Regions from separate parts of the Homo sapiens genome. Here region 1 is linked to region 2. Evidence: read pairs that join two places in POLR2A ChIA-PET (ENCODE). Cell type or tissue: PC-9. All regions are shown on one strand. Links, peaks and the distances in the headings refer to the core of each region. The heading gives the core; the rest is flanking DNA.

Region 1 (10,414 bases), core at 1,704-9,703, 600 kb before region 2:
GTGCCCCGGGCTCTCTAGTGGCCCGTTTCCTGATTACAAATGAAACTAGGGCTTAAAGCTGGTGAATCACTAGCAACTGCCAGCCAGGGCGTGCTGGGTGTCAGGTGGGGTGGATGGGAGAAGGCAGGCTCACAACCAGACTTCCCTACTACTCCTGCCACCCCCAACTTTGCCATCGTGGCATGACCTCCCCAGCCACTGATGACACTAGCTAGGAAAGAGCCTAGCTCTGGGGGCTAGACAAGCTTGAGCAACTCCTGGACTGTCCACACTCCTATCCCTGAGCCTACCACCCCTGGGTCCCAGGAACCCACAGCCTGAACCATTCGCAAACCTCTTTCCCAAGCCCAGTCTCAGGTAACTCAGGGATGGTATCCAGGGAGGTACTGTATCCCCATTTTAGAAATACAGAAACCAAAGTTCAGGGTGAGGGAACTACCCAAGACCACCCCAAAGAAAGTAAGTAGGGCCTAGGAAGTTGAACCCCAGTCTTCTGCCTCTCCAGTGGGGTTTAAAGCAGAACTGGCCTTTTTTTTTTTTTTTTTTTTTTTTTTTTTGAGACTAGGAATTGCCCTGTGGCCCAGGCTGGAGCGCAGTGGTGCAATCATGGCTCACTGCAGCCTGCTCAAACTCCTGGGCTCAGGCGATCCTCCTGCCTCAGCCTCCTGAGTAGCACCACCATGCCCAGCTCATTTTCTTTTCTTTTCTTTTCTTTTTCTTTTTGAGATGGAGTCTCGCTCTGTCACCCAGGCTGGAGTGCAATGGCATGATCTCAGCTCACTGCAACATCCGCTTCCCAGCTTCAAGCAATTCTCCTGCCTCAGCCTCCCAAGGAGCTGGGATTACAGGCATGTGCCACCACACCCTAGAGATGGAGTCTCACTGTGTTCATTAGGCTGGTCTCAAACTCTGGGCCTCAAGCATTCGGCCATTTCTTGATTCAAACGTCACAAACTTAGAGGGCAAAAGAGTGAAAAGTAAGGATCCCAGCTCCTACCCAAGACTCCTGGAGGAATTTCATCAAGTGTTCAAGGACCCTGAGGCAGGTTGGGAAACTGCAAACCAGTGGGTAAGAGCCCATGTCCAGGTGGACGCCTCACAAGTCACAGGGTTTTTGTGATGTTGGGCAAGTTTCTTAGCTTCTGTAGGTCTCAGTTTCCCCATCAGTGAAATGGGAACAAATCTTAGTACCTACTGCGACATAGGATTGTGGTGAGGATGACATGAATCAACACGGATGAGGCTCAGAGCAGTGCCAGGCGGGCAGTACATGCTCAATAAACAGTAGGGTTTTTAAAAGTATTTTGAAAGATTCAGGCCGGGCACGGTGGCTCACGCCTGTAATCCCAGCACTTTGGGAGGCCAAGGTGGACAGATCACCTAAGGTTGGGAGTTCCAGACCAGCCTGACCAACATGGAGAAACCCCGTCTCAACCGAAAATACAAAGAAATTGGCCAGGCGCGGTGGCTCACGCCTGTAATCCCAGCACTTTGGGAGGCCGAGGTGGGTGGATCACCTGAGGTTGGGAGTTCGAGACCAGCCTGACCAACGTGGAGAAACCCCGTCTCTACTAAAAATACAAAATTAGGTGGGCGTGGTGGCACATGCCTGTAATCCCAGCTACTAGGGAGGCTGAGGCAGGAGAATTGCTTGAACCTGGGAGGCGGAGGTTGCAGTGAGCCGAGATCACACCACTGCACTCCAGCCTGGGCAACAAGAGCGAAACTCCATCTGAAAAAAATAAAATAAAATAAAATAAAAAATAAAAAAAACACAAAAAATTAGCCAGGCGTGGTGGCAGATGCCTGTAGTCCCAGCTACTCGGGAGGCTGAGGCAGGAGAATGCCATGAACCCGGGAGGCGGAGCTTGCAGTGAGCCGAGATTGCACCACTGCACTCCAGACGGGGAGAGAGAGCGAGACTCCATCTCAAAAAAAAAAAAAAAAATACTGGCTGGGCGTTGTGGTGCATACCTGTAATCCCAGCTACTCGGGAGGCTGAGGCAGGAGAATCACTTGAACCCGGGAGGCAGAGGTTGCGATGAGCCGAGATAGCACGACTGCGCTCCAGCCTGAGCCCACAAGAGTGAAACTTTGTCTCGAAAGAAGGAAAGAAAGGAAGGAAGGAAAGAGACAGAAAGAAGGAAGGAAGGAAGGGAGGAAGGGAGGAAGGAGGAAAGGAGGAAAGAAGGAAAGAAGAAGGAAAGAAAAGAAGGAAAGAAAGACTCACTTCCCAAGGAGAAACCATTTGGGTGAGTCCTTGTCATCAGAGAGGAATGCTCCCCATACCTGCCTGGTAGAAGGCTCAGGCCTGGGGCCTCCTTATAAATCCCAAGACCTGTCCCACCCAGACCTGCCCAGTCAGAGACTTGGAGAAGGGGAGCTGATATTTTGGGTTTATTTGTTTTTGTTTTTGAGACAGAGACTCGCTCTGTCGCCCAGGCTGGAGTGCACTGGTGCAATCTGGGCTCCCTGCAACCTCCACCTCCCGAGTTCAAGCGATTCTCCTGCCTCTGCCTCCCGAGTAGCTGGGACTACAGGCGCACCACCACATCTGGATTTTTTTTTTAATAGAGACAGGGTTTCACCATGTTGGCCAGGCTAGTCTCAAGCTCCTGACCTCAGGAGATCCACCCCCCAACCGTCGGCCTCTCAAAGTGCTGGGATTACAGGCATGAGCCACCGCGCCCGGCCAGAAGCTGATGTTTTGAACCACAGCCCCAGGGAGTTTCTTGGATCAGGCAAGTCTGGGAATCCTAGAGGCTGCGTATCAGGTCCTTCTTTGAAGACTCTTCTGGTGAAACACCTTCCGCCCACCTGTCAACATGTCCTTGGGGTAAAGCCAACTTTCTCTTCTTCTCAATTAATAATAATGTTTCCTAACTGGAATTGGGTGCACACTAGTGCCAGGTGCTTTCTAAAATATAAATTAATTAATTTCATCCACCAGTAGCCCTCTGGGGCAATTATTTTTAGCTCCATCTTACAGAGGGGGAAACTGAGGCCAGGGGAGTTCATAACTCACCCAAGGTTACACAGCTGGAAATTTGGAAGAGCCAAGACTCTCTTCCCCACCACAGAACAGCCTGTGCGAGCCGCCCCAGCGCCTGGAGGCACCGACCCAGAGCGGGTCTCACAAGGCTGAAAACCTGGGGTCTTCCCAGGGCAGTAGGGCGGCTTCATGGAACTAGAGGCTGTAGTCCCAGTCCCAGTCCCCAGGCCCTTCCCCTCGCCAAGTCTGCATAGCCACATCAAATTGTGGTGGTTCCTTTACCAGGCTCCCCTCTGCCTTCCTGCCTGGGGCAAAAGAGGGCGCTCCAGAGCCACAGAAAGTCCACTGGGACAAATGACCTCATCCTTCCACCCCAGCCCTCCACTCCCTAAAACCTCCCCTCCTTCCCTCACCTGTGCCTTTCTCCAACCCTATCATGTCACTAGCACTTCTCTAGAAGTGCCATGCCTTTGGCCAGGTTGTTTCCTGGGCCAGGCACACTCTTTCACAATTTTAGGCTTCTATATTGAGAGGGTGGCCTCCTTCCTCCAGGAAGCCCTCCCTGGCTGCCTCCTCTGAGCTAGCTAGCTCCAATGTGCCCCCACGGCCTCTGGGGGATGACTGCCCCAAGCATCAACCATGTTGTGCCCTAAGGGGCTGGGGTCCGGGAGGGGAGACGAGGACAGGGGTCACCTACCTCCTTTTGGGTTAGGTGAGGGAGCGTGTGGGGGATGGGGCAGGCCTCCCTCTGCCCGGCCTCTTCTGGACCAGCGACCCTGACCCTCAGGCCCTCGGTCAATACCCATTGGGCAACTACAGGATCGATCGGCTGGGGCTGCCTGGAGGGGGAGGTAGGCAGGGTTGTTTGCTTCCCCAGGGGCACCTTTGGCCAGCCCCACCCCTCCGTGGAGGTCTCCCCTGCCGGTCTCAGCCTCTTGACGTCCTCACCCCTCCTCTGGGATTGTGCAGGCAGCGGGGGGAAAAAGAGGGAGGCAGCAGCAGATGGGGGCTGACCCGGGAGCTGGCTCAACGCCCTGCCCTAGGGATGGAGAGACTGAGGCCGCCAGAGCCTGGTCAAGCCAGAGCTGAAGCCTCCGGCCCCAGCGGGACGGGAAGGAATCTGGTCTCCTCCTTCCTGGCTCCCTCAGCCCCGCCCCCATCAGAGCTGGGGAGGCCCCGGGATGGGAGGAGAGGACTGGGGCGGGGCACCCAGACTTGGAGTGGGGCCTGGAGCCCGGGATGCTTCCTGCGGACCTTCAACTCCCACATTCCAGGCTGTTCCCAAGACTCCTCGCTCCTCCTCCCTTCTCTACCCATCCCGTGTTGCGGGCGGGGGCGCGGGTGTTAGTGGCCAGGGTCTGAGCTAGCTGCCTGGGGCCTGTGGGGGTACTCGGGGGCCCCTCCTAGGGAGGGATTAGATCTACACTAGAGGGGCTGCCCTGGAGGCCTGTCCAAGCACCACCCAAGGGTACTTGTGATTGTCGTAAACAGGAAGCCCCCCTTTCCCCACCGCACCATGTAGACAGGCCCTGTGTGTCCAGACGCTGCGCTCTGGAGGCCGGGGGCTCTTGACCTCCCCGGCTGCGTTTCCTGTTAGCTGAGCCAGAGGAGAAAGAAGGGGACTGAAATGGGCTGGACAGGGGAGGTGCCTCAGGGAGTGAGAGCAGAAGGGGAAAGAGCCAAGGAGTGAAAGGCCAGAGCTGCCTGGCACACAGTAGGTGGTCAATAGTCTGTGGCCTGAGGTTGGGTAAGAAGGGAGGGGCCCCTCTGAGGAGAGCCATACAGTTGCCGGGAAGAGTGGAGGATTCACCCCACTGCCACCAAGGCCTGGCACATAGTAGGTGCTCAGGAAATATTTGAGATCCATGTTTAGAGTAGGCCGGGAGGAGGCGTTCTTGGAAGAGAGCAGTGTTTCTGGAGAAGAAAATGAGGCCACCCCGGCCTTGCAGCCCGCTGCGGGCTCAGCATTCCCCCACCGTCCCTGTCTGGCCCCCGCCCCGCCCTGTGGCTGCCTGGGCCAGGCCACTGTCTCAAGGCCCTTTATTTTTAAAATCCCTGCGGTGTTCCTGCCCCAAGACTAAGGAGCAGTGCCAGCCAACAGCTCAGCCTGCGGCCTGGGCTCAGGGCCTAAAGGCGCCAGGGGTGGGGCATCTGGCCACCCCACAGCTGCTGGCCCAGCCGGCCTGCCTGAGCAGGGTGAGGAGGCCCCTGGAATGCCCCCACCCTGGGCCCGAGGCATTAGTCCTTAGTCCCTGGTGAAGGGACAGAGGCCCACAAGGGTGGCAAGCAGGCTTTGCATGTTGAATATAGTAGCTTGTTCCTCCCACATCTTCCAAACAAATACGGGCACAGCACCTACTGTGTGTAAGGAGGAGGCGCGAGCTGGACCTCGTGGGGTGACAAAGGGGTGAGACATGCTTTCTCTTTTCCAGGGAGTCAGGGCCTGCAGAGGAAACAGGCATCGCAGTTGTGGGCATTTCTTGAAAGAGCCACGGACTGGAATCTAAGAGGCCTCTGGGCCCCAGTCCTGGCTCCATCCCTTCCCAGCTGTGTGGACTTGGGCAAGGCATTTGGTCTCTCTAAGCTTCTCTACAAAGGAAAACAATCACAGCTACCATGGAAGGCTGCTGTCTGTCACTAGACACAGCGATGAGCAACGCAGTCACCATCCCTGCCCTCACGGAGGTTAATGTCATGGGGGAAGGTGGTCCCCTGAACAAGGTCATGGCAGTCACCAGAGGCACAGAGCAGCAGCACGGAAGGGAGGGTGCTGGGGGGCAGGGGTGGGAGAGAACTTAATTTATGTGTTTTGGTTTTTTGAGACAGAGTTTTCGCTTTTTCTGCCCAGGCTGGAGGCAATGGCATAATTTCGGCTACCGCAACCTCCACCTCCCGGGTTCAAGTGATTCTCCTGCCTCAGCCTCCCGAGTAGCTGGGATTACAGGCACACACCACCACACCCGGCTGATTTTTGTGTTTTTAGTAGAGACAGGGTTTCACCATGTGGGCCAGCCTGGTCTCGAACTCCTGACCTCAGGCGATCTGCCCACCTCAGCCTCCCAAAGTGTTGGGATTACAGGCATGAGCCACCACGCCCAGCCAAGAACTTAGTTTAGATCCCTGGTCCCGTAGGCCCCTGAGGAGGGGACGTTTGAGCCGAGCAGAAAACAGCCTCTCACTTATCTGGGAAAAGAGTATTCTCTGCAGAAGAAAGAGTATTCTCTGCCAGGGCCCTGAGGCAGCAGGTGACAGGTATAGAAATGAAAGGACTTTGTAAACCCTTGAGGGCTGTGCGCCTGGCAGGAGGTGCTATTATTATTATTATTATTTGTTTTTTTGAGAAGGAATCTCACTCTGTCGCCCAGGCTGGAGTGCAGTGGCGCAATCTCAGCTGCAAGCAACGCCTCTCGGTTTCACGCCATTCTCCTGCCTCAGCCTCCTGAGTAGCTGGGATTACAGGCACCTGCCACCACGCCCGGCTAACTTTTTTGTATTTTTTTAGTAGAAACGGGGTTTTACCATGTTAGCCAGGATGGTCTCGATCTCCTGACCTTGTAATCCACCCACCTCGGCCTCCTAAAGTGCTGGGATTACAGGCGTGAGCCACCACACCCAGCCTATTATTATTTGTTTGTTTTTTTTTTTTGAGACGGAATCTCGCTCTGTCGCCCAGGCTGGAGTGCAGTGGTGCAATCTCAGCTCACTGCAACCTCTGCCTCCCAGGTTCAAGCAATTCTTCTGTCACAGCCTTCAGAGTAGCTGGGATTACAGGTAAGCACCACCACGCCCAACTAACTTTTGTATTTTTAGTAAAGACGGGGTTTCACCATGTTGGCCAGGCTGGTCTCTAACTCCTGACTTTGTGATCCGCCCACCTCGGCCTCCCAAAGTGCTGGGATTACAGGTGTGAGCCACCGCGCCCGGCCAGGAGGTACTATTATTGTCAGTGTCACTATGTCAAGCGGGGAGGAGGCAGGGATGTCAGGCAGATCACACCACAGCTAAGAGCTGCCCCTGAACTCCCCTTCCCTTCACTTGCTCCCCTAGAGAATGCCAGGCTGGCCAGCCAGCATGTGTGGGCCTTTGCCCTACAAAGGGAGTTCACTCCGGCCCAACTCGTTTTTGCCTTTGATCCTCCCAACAGCTGTGGAGTAAGGCAGGCAGGGTATATTATCACATATACCCATTTGATGGATGGGGAAACTGAGGTGGGGTGCAGGATGGTGGGGGTGTCTCACTAAGATCACCCAGCTCATTCATGGCAAAGCTGGCCAGGTGTAGTGGCTCATGCCTGTAATCCCAACACTTTGGGAGGCTGAGATGGGAGGATCACTTAAGCCCAGGAGTTCGAGACCAGCCTGGGCAACATAGCAAGCCCATGTCTCTACAATAATTTAAAAAATTAGCCGAGCTGAGCATGGTGGTATGCATCTGTGGTCCTAGCTACTCAGGAAGCTGAGGCGGGAGGATCGCTTGAGCCCAGGAGGTCGAGGCTGCAGTAAGCCATATTCATGCCACTGTACTCCAGCCTGGGCGACAGAGCAAGACCCTGTCTCAAAAAAAAAAAAAAAAAAAAAAAAAAAAAGACCAAGCTGAGCCGTGCAACCAAGTAGCCCAGTTCCCAGGCTAATCCATTTGCTCTGAGGTGGTCCCTTGGGAAGCCATCCTTGACTCCCCCCAAAAAACATTTCCTGCTTCACCCCAGCATCTGTCCCAGCACCCACAAACCAGATGAGCTTCTTTCCAGCACACAGACTCCACCAGGAGGTGCCAGCCACCCCTCAGGCTCCAGCCAGAGAAGAATGTGGCCTGACCCTCCCCGTGGGAGCTCTGGCCAGCAGGCCTTGGCAGAAGTGAGGCCGGCTGAGTCAACAAGAGGCTGGCAGGGGCTCAAGCTGCCCACTGAGGGGGAGTCAGAGACCCAGAGGGGGCTGCCTATTCTCCAACTCTCACTCTCTGCGAGATCCCCCCTCCTGCTTGGTAGGCGCCAGCCAGCCTGGTTAACCCCTGCAGACCCAATCGAGGAATGGCCTGGTGAGAATCCACTGTCAATCTCCTTTGGAACGGTGGTGTGGGACTTCAGGTAGGTCGCTTCACCTCTCTGGGCAGTTTTCTTGCCTGTGAGATCCTCCACTTGCCCATGAGGATGTTGTCAGAGTCTTTATGAATTCATAAAGATGACTCTGCACATAAAACCCTAAACCATCGCGTCCCCTCTCTGCAGCCTGGGAGTGTGAATTTCTGAGTTCAAAGGCAGTGGCTGGGCCGGGCGCCGTGGCTAACGCCTATAATCCCAGCACTTTGGGAGTCCGAGGCGGGCAGATCACCTGAGCTCAGGAGTTTGAGACCACCCTGGGCAACATGGTGAAACTCCATGTCTACTAAAATACAAAAAATTAGCCAGGTGTGGTGGTGCGCACCTGTAGTCCCAGCTACTCCGGAGGCTGAGGCACCAGAATCTCTTGAACCTGGGAGGCGGAGGTTGCAGTGAGCCAAGAGTGCACCACTGCACTCTGGCTTAGGCTACAGAGTGAGACTCTGTCTCCAAAAAAAAAACCACAAAGGCAGTGGCTGTGCCCTGCTGCCAGGTGCTGAACTGGTGCTTCATGAGTGTTTGCTGTGATGTGAAAGTTAAGTCCATGAAACAAATGAGAAAAGTACAAGGAGTTTGAGCCTCTGCAATGATTATGACACACCCGCAACCTGTGTTTCTAAAGCTCCTTTCGCAGACATGTTTGATCACAGGCATTGTTTGTTTGTTTGTTTTTGGGTGTTTTTTGGTTTTTTTTGAGACACAGTCTCACTCTGTCACCAAGCTGGAGTGCAGTGACGCGATCTCAGCTCACTGAAGAGCTGAGATCTCTCTCTGCCTCCCGGGTTCAAGTGATTCTCCTGCCTCAGCCTCCTGAGTAGCTGGGAATACAGGCATGCACCACCTCACCTGGCTAATTTTTGTATTTTTAGTAGAGACGCGGTTTCACTATGTTGGCCAGGCTGGTCTCAATCTCTTGACCTCGTGATCTGCCTACCTCGCCCTCCCAAAGTGGTGGGATTACAGGCGTGAGCCACCACGCCCGGCCCATCATAGGCATTGTTACTCCCACTTGACAGATGAGAAAACTGAGGCACGGGGAGGCTAAAGAACTTGCCCAAGATCCACAACTGGTACTACTTGGAGCCAGGTCTTCTTCTGACTTTCTGCAAAGGGAAGCATCTGGGGAACTCTCTGTTCTCAGAGGTGGAAAGAGGAGCAGTGAGCAGAGGTTATGACGAGTTGATTTCTGCTCCATTTCAGGGAGAAATTCTTGGCTGGCAGAGCTGTCCTCTTGGGGGAGTGGTGAGCTTCCAGTCACCAAAGGGATGTAAGTAGAGGCAACAGCCATCAGTCAGGGTTGCTTCTGAACAATTCCTGCCCCAGAAGGATGTGTATACAGGACGTGAGGTTCCTCCTCACCCCTGGAGACCGGAGGAGATCATGGTCCCTCTGAGCGTGGTCCCAGAGCCTTTGCCCTCAAGGCAGCAGGCCACTGAGAGGCGACAGACCTGGACTCAAATCCAGCGTGACCATTTCCAAGCCATGAGACGTTACTTCACCTCCTTGGCCTCAGTTTCCTCATCTGCACAATGGCGTTGTGAGGATCAGAGCAAATATAAGTGGAACTTCAAGCTCTGAGCTGTGTCTGGCAATCAGGAGATGCTCAGTTAATGCTCCTCCTGCTTCTGCTCTTCTTCTTATCATCAATCCAGGAAAGAGAGGAGGAAACCAGGAGCTAGGAAGCAGGTTTGGGGCATAGGAGGTTGCTGGGTGAACCCAGGACCTAGAGCCAGGAGCGCCAGGTCCGACTCCCAGCTCTTTGATGAACAGGCAGGTGCCATGGGCAAAAGGTGTGTTCCCTTGTCCATTTCTGTCTCTGCCACACAAAGGAGATCATGAACATGGAAGTGCTTCATTAACCAAAGTGGACGGGCTTTTGTTAGAAGAAAACAGAGAGATCCACGTGTCCAGGAATGAGCGCGTGGCCATGGGGGTGAGGAAGGCGCCCCCACAGCCCACCCAGGCAGGGCCACGTGAAGCCCCCAGGGCTGGGCCAGGCTGGAGGAGGCCATGCAGGAGATGGTCAGGGCAAAGCAGGACTGGCCTGCAGCCCAAGGGCCTATCTCTTAGGCCAGGGTGGGCCACAGAGAATAGGCCATTGTTTCTGCTCCTCAAATACTTTTCCTGTCCCCCCTCCATGCCCCTCCTCTCTCCACCCCACCCACCTCACAGTGAGAACAAAGGTCTCCTGGAGGACCCCTCCCCACCACCCTTCCATCCAGGCCCCGAACCACCTGGCCCAGGTCTGGAGAGCACATTTCTATCACCCAGGGACAACAGGGTCACCTGGCCCTGACCCCTTCTGCTGCCCCTCCCGCCCCCTCCAA
Region 2 (10,414 bases), core at 1,677-9,676:
TGGTTCAGGCCAGCCACTGCGTTCCTTCCAAGGAGCTGATGAAAGAGGAAGGGAAGTTTGACTCCATAGGATGCTGATAAGAACGTAAAGAGGCCGGGCGCAGTGGCTCATGCCTGTAATCCTAGCACTTTGGGAGGCCAAGGTGGGTGGATCACCTGAGGTCAAGAGTTTGAGACCAGCCTGGCCAACATGGTGAAATGTCGTCTCTTCTAACGATACAAAAATTAGCCGGGCATGGTGGCAGGCACCTGTAATCCCAGCTACTCAGGAACCTGAGGAAAGAGAATCGCTTGAACCCAGGAGGCAGAGGTTGCAGTGAGCTGAGATTGCATCATTGCACTCTAGCCTGGGCAATAGAGCAAAAACTCTGTCTAAAAAAAAAGAACGTAAAGAGAAGCACCAGGAAAGCCAAGTGCCAGTGTGGATGGGAGGGAAGGGGTCGACCTGGCATGACTGTGGCTCACATGAAACATTTCTGAGTCAAGGAACTTAAAAGGTAGCTGTATCTCAGGATGGGCACTGGGGGTCCAGGTGGGAATGATTCTTGCTTTTCATTCTGTCCTGACTGATTTTTTTCTACATGCAGGTACTATGTTTTCAATGAAAGAACAGCAGTATTAAAAAGAGAGCCAGGGGCCAGGCGCAGTGGCTCATGCTTGTAATTCCAACACACTGGGAGGTGAGAGGATCACTTGAGACCAAGAGTGTGATACCAGCCTCGGCAACATAGGGAGACCCCATCTTTACCAAAAAAATTTTAAAAATTAGCTGGCGTGGCCTGGGTGTGGTGGCTCACGCCTGTAATCCCAGCACTTTGGGAGGCCGAGGCAGGCGGATCACAAGGTCAGGAGACCAAGACCATCCTGGCGAACACGGTGAAACCCTGTCTCTACTAAAAATACAAAAAAAATTAGCCGGGTGTGGTGGCGGGCGCCTGTAGTCCCAGCTACTCTGGAGGCTGAGGCAGGAGGATGGCATGAACCCGGGAGGCAGAGCTTGCAGTGAGCCAAGATCGCGCCACTGCACTCCAGCCTGGGCGACAGAGCAAGACTCCGTCTCAAAAAAAAAAAAAATTAGCCCATGTGGTGGCACGAGCCTGTAGTCCCAGCTGCTCAGGAGGCTGAGGTGGGAGGATCACCTGAGTCCAGGAGGTTGAGGCTGCAGTGAGCCACAATCACACCACTGCACTCCAGCCTGGGCGACAGAGCTAGATGCTGTCTCAAAAAAAAGAAAGTGCTAGGAGGGTTTTACTGTCTCACTTTTGGCTCAGTGCTGTCCCCATGAGGTTCATTACAACCACAGTGTACCCATGTGACACCAGGGTCACCTCACAGCAGTCCCACTGGACCTGAAGGCAGGCCAGAGACACAGCAGGAAGAGCAAAGGGCTGGCATCGAGGCCAATGTAAGGTCAAGCCCCACTCTCTCAGCTTTGTGGCCCTCCCTGGGCACGCTTCTTAATTAACAACACTGAACCTCAGTTTCTTCGGAGAGGAAAGGGGAATAATGACCTCCACCCCATGAGTGTATTCTAAGAATTAACTGGAACACATACAACACTCAGTTCAAGGTCAGGCACCAATCAGCACCGGATAAAGGACAGCTGCAGTCGTGCATGACTATCGAGAAGCGGGTGTGCACACCCCCGCATGGAGGCAGGGTCTGCGCGGCACCATGCTGGGTGCGCAGAGGATTCTCGGTGAAAGTGGAGTTCAACAGTGGGTGGAGAATTCCCTTCCCTGAGAGCAAGAAGCATAAGATATGAATCCACATTTTCTGGGCCGGGCACAGTGGCTCACACCTGTAATCCCGGCATTTTGGGAGGCTGAGGCAGGTGGATCACTTAAGGCCAGGAGTTGGAGACCAGCCTGGGCAACATGGCAAAACCCCATCCCTACTAAAAATACGGAAACTACCCAGGCATGGTGGCACATGCCTGTAATCCCAGCTACTCAGGAAGCTGAGGCACGAGCATCACTTCAACCCAGGAGGTGGAGGTTGCAGTGAGCCGAGATCGCACCACTGCACTCTAGCCTGGGAGACATAGGGAAACTCTGTCTCAAAAAAAAAAAAAAAAAAAAAAAAAAAGGAATCCACATTTTCTGGTATAACGTAGTTGCATTCTGATGCCAAGGCAGAGAGAACATGATCTTTAGAAGAATTTTCTAATTCTAGACAATAAAACATAATCCAACATCCTGCCTTTTCTGTTCAATCTAATATATGAAATAGCTATTTAATAGTATCACCCCATCTGCTTGCCCACAATTAAAAAATCACATCTTTTGCCCAGGTAATCAAAAACGTTAACAGGAGGGCCTCTGGCACAAATGCCTACAGGAACTGGAGACAGTTTGGTTTGCTTGGTTTGAATTCCTGTAAAATAGGGTTGTCCAATATTTTGGCCTCCCTGGGCCACATCAGAAGAATTGTCTTGGGTCACACATAAAATACATGAACGCTAACAACAGCTGATCTAAAAAAAAGGTCCATGCATGGATCTCATAATGTTTTAAGAAAGTTTGTGAATTTGTGTTGGGCCACATTCAAAGCCGTCCTGGGCTGCATGCAGCCTGCAGGGCCACAGATTGGACAAGCTTGCAAAAGGTTAAGCCCAGGTCCCGCTGGCCCACGAGCCCCTCCAGGCAGGCATCTGGCTCACAGTTTGTGCTCAGGAAAAGTGGAACTGAACTAACTGACTGGAGCTGGGCCTTTTTTGGGGTTTATTTTGCTGGGTTGGAGGCCGTCCCCAGGTTTATCAAGCAAAGAGACTGAGGACGTGGCTCCTGGAAAAGGGCTGGGAGGGAAGAGCCAGGGAGGGGTCTGCACCCTCCATGAAGGAGCTCAGGCCTCAAGGACCAATGGGGGACAGTGAGAGGCCTGAGAGTGACACCTGAGCCTAGGGGCCCAAAGGGAACCGTGGACACCGGGAGGTATCAGTACCAGTCACCCTGCCCCTCCCCCTGCTCACCTGCAGCACCTGAGAATTGTCACCCTGGACAGCATAATGGAAGACGGTCTCTCCCTTGTAGTCGGTGACATCCATCTGAGTGTGGCAGTACTGCACCAGCTCCACCAGGATCTCCCCATCACCCTTGCGGCAGGCCAGGTGCAGGGGTGTGCAGCCCTCCTCGTTCTCCGCGCAATTGGCACAGCTGCAGGAGAGGGCCAGGGTGAGCAGAGGTGAGCAGGTGTGGTACAAGGTGGCAGGGGGACCTAAGTGCACATGCAGGGAAGTGCACTCGGAAACTCGGACTTTCTGGTTTATTTGAGCTCAAGAGCATTCCCGCCACTCAGCTAGTTGGGCTGATTTGAATGTAATTATATCTGATGTGACCTGTATCAGGTTTCTGTTCAGTTTGCTCACTCGTACAAGAGATGGGCCCCAGGGCCACACCAGCAGGAAGTGGGCAGGGTGGTGGCACAGGAAAGGGTCACAGAACACGGATATCTCACTAGCCTCAGGCAATTCACTTAACCTTTCTGGGCGTCAATATCCTTATCGACACAAGCTGCTGTGCCTGCCCCAGGAAATGGACAGAGTGATGGTGAGATGAGACAGTGCTGTCCAAAAGCACGCCTGGAAACTAAAGTGCAGTGAGGGTTTTTGTTTTGTTTTGTTTTTTTGAGGTGGAGTTTCACTCTTGTTGCCCAGGCTGTAATGCAGTGACACAATCTCGGCTCACTGCAACCTCCGCCTCTGGGTTCAAGCAATTCTCCTGCCTCAGCCTCCCGAGTAGCTGGGATTACAGGCGTGCGCCACCACGCCTTGCTAATTTTTTGTATTTTTAGTAGAGACGGGGTTTCACCACGTTGGCCAGGCTGGTCTCAAACTCCTGACCTCAAGTGATACACCCGCCTCGGCCTCACAAAGTGCTGGGATTACAGGTGTGAGCCACCACGCCCGGCCAGCAGTGAGGTTTTGAGTTCTGGGCCTGGGAGCTTAACTGAGCTATCTAGGATAGAGACTCAGAGGAGGTGTGGCTACCTCTGCACAAGATGGCCAACTGGTGCCCTGTGCAAGGGTGGGGACAGTGCCCTCACCAGGGGCAACAGCTGCTCCATCTGCTGGCTGAATGGATTCACAAAAGGAGGCCTTCAGCTTCCAGAAGAGCAGCCTGGGCAGACACCAAGGATCCAAGCCCCTCTTTCACCCTCTCTGGCTGAGTGACCTGCACAAGTCCTGTTAGCTCTCTCTAGAATGATGATACCTGGGCCGGGCATGGTGGCTCACGCCTGTAATCCCGGCACTTTGGGAGGCCAAGGAGGGCAGATCACCTGAGGTTAGGAGTTCGAGACCAACCTGGCCAACATGGTGAAACCCCGTCTCTACTAAAAAACACAAAAAAATTAGCCGGGCGTGGTGGCGGGCGCCTGTAGTCCCAGCTACGCGGGAGGCTGAGGCAGGAGAATGGCGTGAACCCGGGAGGCGGAGCTTGCAGTGAGCCGAGATCGCGCCACTGCACTCCAGCCTGGGCGACAGAGCGAGACTCCGTCTCAAAAAAAAAAAAAAAAAAAAAAAAAATTACCCGGGCATGATGGCACATTACTGTAATCCCAGCTATTCCGGAGGCTGAGGCAGGAGAATCACCTGAACCCAGGAGGCAGAGGGTGCAGTGAGCCAAGATCGCGCCACTGCACTCCAGCCTGGGTGACAGAATAAGACTCCGTCTCAAAATAAAATAACATAACGTAACATAAAATAAAATAAAATAAAATAAAATAAAATAAAATAAAATAAAGTAAAATAAAATGACGATACCTTGTGGGGGTTGGGAAAATTCAATTTCATGGTGGGTAGAAATCAGCTCCCACAGACCTGGCACCTGGTGAGCACTCCGGACTCTGGAAACATTACATTGTCCTTCTTACATTTTAATCTGGTAGCAACGCAGCACCTTTTTTTTTTTTTTTTTTTTTTTCCTAGAGACAAGGTCTCATTCTGTCACCCAGGCTGAAGTGCAGTGGTGCAATCATAGCTCACTGTAAACTCTAACTCCTGGGCTCAAGCAATCCTCCTGCCTCAGCATCCCAAGTAGCTAGGAGTATAGACACATGCTAATTTTTTAATTTTTTCGTAGAGACAAGGTCTTGCTATTTTGCCAGGCTGGTCTTGAACTCCTAGTCTCAAGTGATCCTCCCTCCTCAGCCTCCCAAAGTGCTGGGACTGCGTTAGTGAGCGACCATGCCAGGCCCTGCTCCTTTTTAAGTCAAACTATGGAGGGGAACCGAGGCCTGCGGCCCCCACTGCCCACACAAGCAGGTACACACACGTTGTCCAAATGGTCTTGTTCCCTTGCTCACCTGATGATACGGCTGTGATGGAAGCACTCGCGGATCCCTAGCTCCACAGCCAGGTGGGCCACTGACCAGCTGGGGTGGTTACGGATGAGGTCGGTCAGGTGCTGCAGGACCTCAGTGTGCAGGACCTGAGGGGAGCTCTCATAGAAGGGTAGCAGCTGGGAAGAATACTGATGGAAATTCACTAGGGCGTCAGCCTCCAACTCCAGCTGGAAGAGTCTGTAGAGCCAGGACAGAGGAGCAAGACCCGAAATGAGTAAGGCGGGACCCTCGGCCCACATCCCTGCTGGAATCAGAAGGTCCCCAGGCTGCGGCCTGGCCAGCTCCAGCCCGACTCCCCTCCCAAGCAAACACACACACACACACACACACACACACACACACACACACACACACACACCCCTATACACATGTAAATGACATAATGGCGTTTAGGTTAGACTTTCTTTGTTTTTTAGAGACAAGGTCTTGCTCTGTAACCCAGGCTGGGGTGCGGTGGTGTGATCATGACTCACTGCATCTTCGAATTCCTGGGCTGAAGGGATCCTCCTACCTTAGTTCCTGAGTAGCTGGGATTACAGGCATGCACCACCATGCCCAGCTAATTTTTTTTTTTTTTGAGATAGAGTCTCATTTTGTCACCCAGGCTGGAGTGCAGTGTTGTAATCTCACCTCACTGCGACCTTCACCTCCCGGGTTCAAGCAATTCTCCTACCTCAGTCTCCAGAGTAGCTGGGATTAAAGGCGTGTGCTGCCACACCTGGCTAATTTTTTGTGTTTTTAGTAGAGATGGGGTTTGGCCATGTTGCCCAGGCTGGTCTCGAACTCCTGAGCTCAGGCAATCCACCCCCCTCAGCCTCTCAAAGTGCTAGGATTTCAGGCACTAGCCACCGTGAGCCACTGTGCCTGGCCTAATTTTTTTTTATTTTTGTTGACAGGGGGTCTTGCTATGTTGCCCAGGCTGGTCTTGAACTCCTGGCCTCAAGTGTTCCTCCTGCCTCAGCCTCCAAAAGTACTGGGATTACAGGTGTGAGCCACTATGCTTGTCTAGATTTTCCTTTATTTTGAAAAACTTTCCTTTTCTTTGGTAATATCATTTATTATTTTTATATTTTATTTTACCACAGCCCTGCCATATCCACTTTCTAATTTCATTGCCACATGTGAGAGCTCCAGCCTCGAGTACTTGGCCCCTCTTCATAGTAGGAACTAAGTAAGTATTGTTTAACCTAAATGTACAGCAACAAAATATTATATAAATTATGGTATAACTATGTAATAAACTATTATGCAGTCATTAAAATGAGATATTTAAAAAAAGGGAAACTTTTCTTTTTCTTTTCTTTTCTTTTTTTTTTTTTTGAGATGGAGTTTCATTCTTGTTGCCCAGGCTGGAGTACAATGGCACGATCTCGGCTCACTGCAGCCTCCATCTCCCAGGTTCAAGTGATTCTCCTGCCTCAGCCTCCTGAGTAGCTGGGATTACAGGCACCCGCCACCATGCCCGGCTAATTTTTTGTATTTTTAGAAGAGACAGAGTTTTGTCATGTTGGCCAGGCTGATCTTAAACTCCTGGCCTCAGGTGACCTGCCTGCCTGGGCCTCCCAAAGTGCTAGGATTACAGGCATGAGCCACTGCGCCCGGCCAGCTTTGTTCATTTTTAAGTGTTGAGGTTGAGTCCAAGTTTTGCTACTAAGGTGCTGTGTGATCTTGGGAAATCCTTTTCCCTCTCTGAGCCCCATTTGAAACATGAGACTAACTGTACCTGTCCTACCTACCTCCCAGAGGTGCTGTGAGGACAGATGAAAAACCACTATAAAAGCACTTTCAAAACCATAACCATTATATGTCAGTGATGGTTACTTAAAGTTCTGACCAGGGCTTTTAACATACCAAAAGGTTTTGTCTTGCATACCTCTACAAGCGCAGCAGCCAGCCAGAGTCTAGTGAAGGCAGTGCCCAGAGAGTGTTGGCTCAACGGGACCAGCCTGTTGTTCCACAGAGAGTGCGTTGATTAACAGTTAACTACTGGGCATGTGATCTGTGCCAAATGGAGGGGTCAATTAATGAACAATTGCATAAAATGCTCTGCCCTCCTGAAGCCTTTTTTTTTTTTTTTTTTTTGAGACAGAGTCTCACTCTGTTACCCAGGCTGGAGTGCAGTGGCGCGATCTCAGCTCACTGCAACCTCTGCCCCCTGGGTTCAAGTGATTCTCCTGCAATTCTCCTGCTTCAGCCTCCCTAGTAGCTGGGATTACAGGCGCTTGCTACCACGCCCAGCTAATTTTTGTATTTTTAGTAGGCACAGGGTTTCGCCATGTTGGCCAGGCTGGTCTCGAACTCCTCACCTCAAGTGATCCACCCATCTTGGTCTCCCAAAGTGCTGGGATTACAGGCGTGAGCCACTGTGCTTGGCCCGAGCCTATGTTATTATGGAGGAGATCAACAAAATGACTAAAGTAAAAACATAGAATAAGGAAGTACATTAAATAAACTATAACGTAATCAGTGTTACAGAAACAACAAAAACCACAACAAAGATAGGGAAGGAGGAGGCGGAAGGAAGCCATTCCTCATTGCCCTTGGCTGGGTTTTTCCTTCATCTCACCAGCCTCTCAACATCAGGGTACTCCACATCAAGTGTTGCCGATATGTCAGAGAATGACAACTGAAAACTCATCACTGGAATTAGCATCACGGAGGCATGCACGACCTTGACAACATTACTTTTAGTGGAATGGAGGGAACCAAGGCCTGATTAAAGTGGGTTTAAGGACACAATGTGAGAATCTGAAGATTGCAAAGATAGATATTTTTGAGGAGTTTTGCTGTGGTGAGGAGCAAATAAAGGAAAGGATAGCGAATGGGGAAAGTGTAATCAGGCATTTGAATGCTGACGGGAACGATGATTCTCTCTCAGAACTTCCACTTTCCATTAACAGCAGACTAGGGAATGTGAAACAGACCACCTACTGAGGACAGCCAGAAATGCTGGACAAATTATTAAAAAACATCTGCTGGCAGGCACTGGATACCTCAAAAGACACTGATGACTCACCAGGCTGGAAGGAATGATGGAAACCCAGGAATTGCAGTGTTCAGGTGGCTGTTACTGGAGAGGATGGGCAGACGAGCAGCACCAGTAACAGCCTCATGGGGCTCAGGACACAGGGACTGGAGCCCAGGCGTCTGCCAAGAGGAGAGCCCTGATGAACATCTCTTACTTTGGGTTAGGGTCCTAAAGAACTACGTAGCCTAGGAATAAGGGTGAGCCATACACAGACACGCTCTCACAGAGACCACAGTTCAGCCTCAAGTGATTTCAGTTCCAGAAACTAGACTGAGGTTATCCTAGTTGCAATGGGAGAAGCAAAAATAAATTCATTCTTTGTAAGGAAACATCAAACTAGGCTCTAGATTATTTCTTTTTTTTTTTTTTTTTTTTTTTTTGAGACGGAGTCTCGCTCTGTCACCCAGGCTGGAGTGCAGTGGCGTGATCTCGGCTCACTGCAACCTCTGCCTCCTGGTTCAAGTGATTCTCCTGCCTCAGCCTCCCGAGTAGCAGGGATTACAGGAACGTGCCACCATGCTCAGCTAATTTTTTGTATTTTTAGTAGAGATGGGGTTTCACCATGTTAGCCAGGATGGTCTTGATCTCCTGATCTCGTGATCCACCTGCCTCAGCCTCCCAAAGTGCTGGGATTACAGGCATGAGCCACTGCGCCCGGCCATTCCAGATTATTTCTACGAGCATACTTGCAAATACAATGACCAACACATAATCAAAACTCACCAGGCATATGTGGAGATAAGACATGAAAGAAAACCAACAGAAACAATATACAAAAGAAACATATCTGTGAGGGGACTGTAAATATTTAAGTTATCCAAAATAGACTTTAAAGTAACTGTGATAACATTCGAGAGGTTAAAAAAGGAAATTTAGAATTTTGGTGAAGAGTTTTGAATGATCAAAAAAGCATCAAATGGAAATTACAAAATTAAAAAATATAATCAGGAAAGAGTAAACAGAATAAAGCATGGAGAGACAGAAGAATACAAAATATAGTAGAGTACATAAGAGACACAGACTATCTAATAAAAGATCTAGCATACATACATAAGTGGAGGATCAGAGGCAGAGTAGAAAAAGAATCAAATGGAAGCTACATTTGAAAAGTTAATGTCTGCAAACTTTCCAAAACTGATTTTTAAAAAACATTATAGGTCAGGCACAGTGGCTCATACCTGTAATCCCACCACTTTGGGAGGCCAAGGTGGGTGGATCACCTGAGGTCAGGAATTCCAGACTAGCCATGGCGAAACCCCATGTCTACTAAAAATATAAAAATTAGCCGGGCGTGGCGGTGGGTGCCTATAATCCCAGCTACTTGGGAGGCTAAGGCAGGGGAATTGCTTGAACCAGCGGGGCGGAGGTTGCAGTGAGCCGAGATCACGCTACTTCACTCCAGCTTAGGCAAAAGAGTGAAACTCCATCTCTGATCACGCTACTTCACTCCAGCTTAGGCAAAAGAGTGAAACTCCATCTCCAAATAAATAAATAAAATTATTCTGCTGATTTAACATACCCTATAAGCCCTCCCTGACCCCACCACCAAAAAAAAAAAAAAAAACACATAGAAAAAAACAAAAAACAAGAAAGCCCCAGAAATCCACGCTTAGCACCTTGTAGGGGTTTTAAAACAGGGCCCCCTAAAATCACTGATATTCCTTGCACTGAGCAGTGGGAATTTGTATCTCTTTACCCTTTAATCTGGCGATGTAACTGCGTTACCAACAGAATATGGCAAAAGTGATGCCGTCCCAGCTTCCAGACCAATGCCTTAAGAGACTGGAAGTTTCTATTTCTCTTCTCTTGGGACCCAGCCATCATGCCTCAAGGAGGCTGAAGCAAGCCATGGTGACGACTCTTGGTCCTGGGCCCTGAGCCCTGAATGAACTACCAGCCAACAGCCAGCACCAACTTGCCAGTTGCGAGTTACCTTATATGGTGCCATATAAAGTAAAGCTGAGGCTTTCCCACTGAGCTCTGCTCAAATTGCAGATTTAAGGACTAAATAAATGATTCCTTTTATAAGCCACTGTGTTCTGGA

The links. ChIA-PET counts read pairs that join two places held together with the same protein. Peaks named below come from ENCODE experiments on the same cell type or tissue, not always from the same donor. Only the 100,000 strongest peaks of a DNase experiment are listed, where the experiment ranks them.
Region 1: POLR2A ChIA-PET joins it to region 2 with 15 read pairs; 2 of 35 experiments call an interaction of 5 or more read pairs at or near these places.

What each region holds. Positions count from the first base shown.
Region 1 is chr22:37,542,010-37,552,423 of GRCh38, forward strand. No RefSeq gene overlaps it. Among named protein-coding and RNA genes, the nearest start is that of CDC42EP1, 13 kb to the right of the region's middle. RefSeq lists an enhancer at 10,027-10,414. In PC-9, for the core only: CTCF peaks have their summits at 3,304 (motif pointing right) and 7,736 (motif pointing right); DNase peaks (open chromatin) are centred at 2,305, 3,332, 5,162 and 7,782; H3K27ac peaks cover 2,413 bases.
Region 2 is chr22:38,140,135-38,150,548 of GRCh38, forward strand. PLA2G6 (phospholipase A2 group VI) reads right to left here. Exons shown (of 17, transcript NM_003560.4): 3 at 5,304-5,519; 4 at 2,971-3,154; 5 at 1-35. Among named protein-coding and RNA genes, the nearest start is that of BAIAP2L2, 35 kb to the left of the region's middle. RefSeq lists an enhancer at 2,615-3,115. In PC-9, for the core only: a CTCF peak has its summit at 4,097 (motif pointing left); DNase peaks (open chromatin) are centred at 3,437, 5,817, 7,747, 8,377 and 1 weaker place; H3K27ac peaks cover 4,020 bases.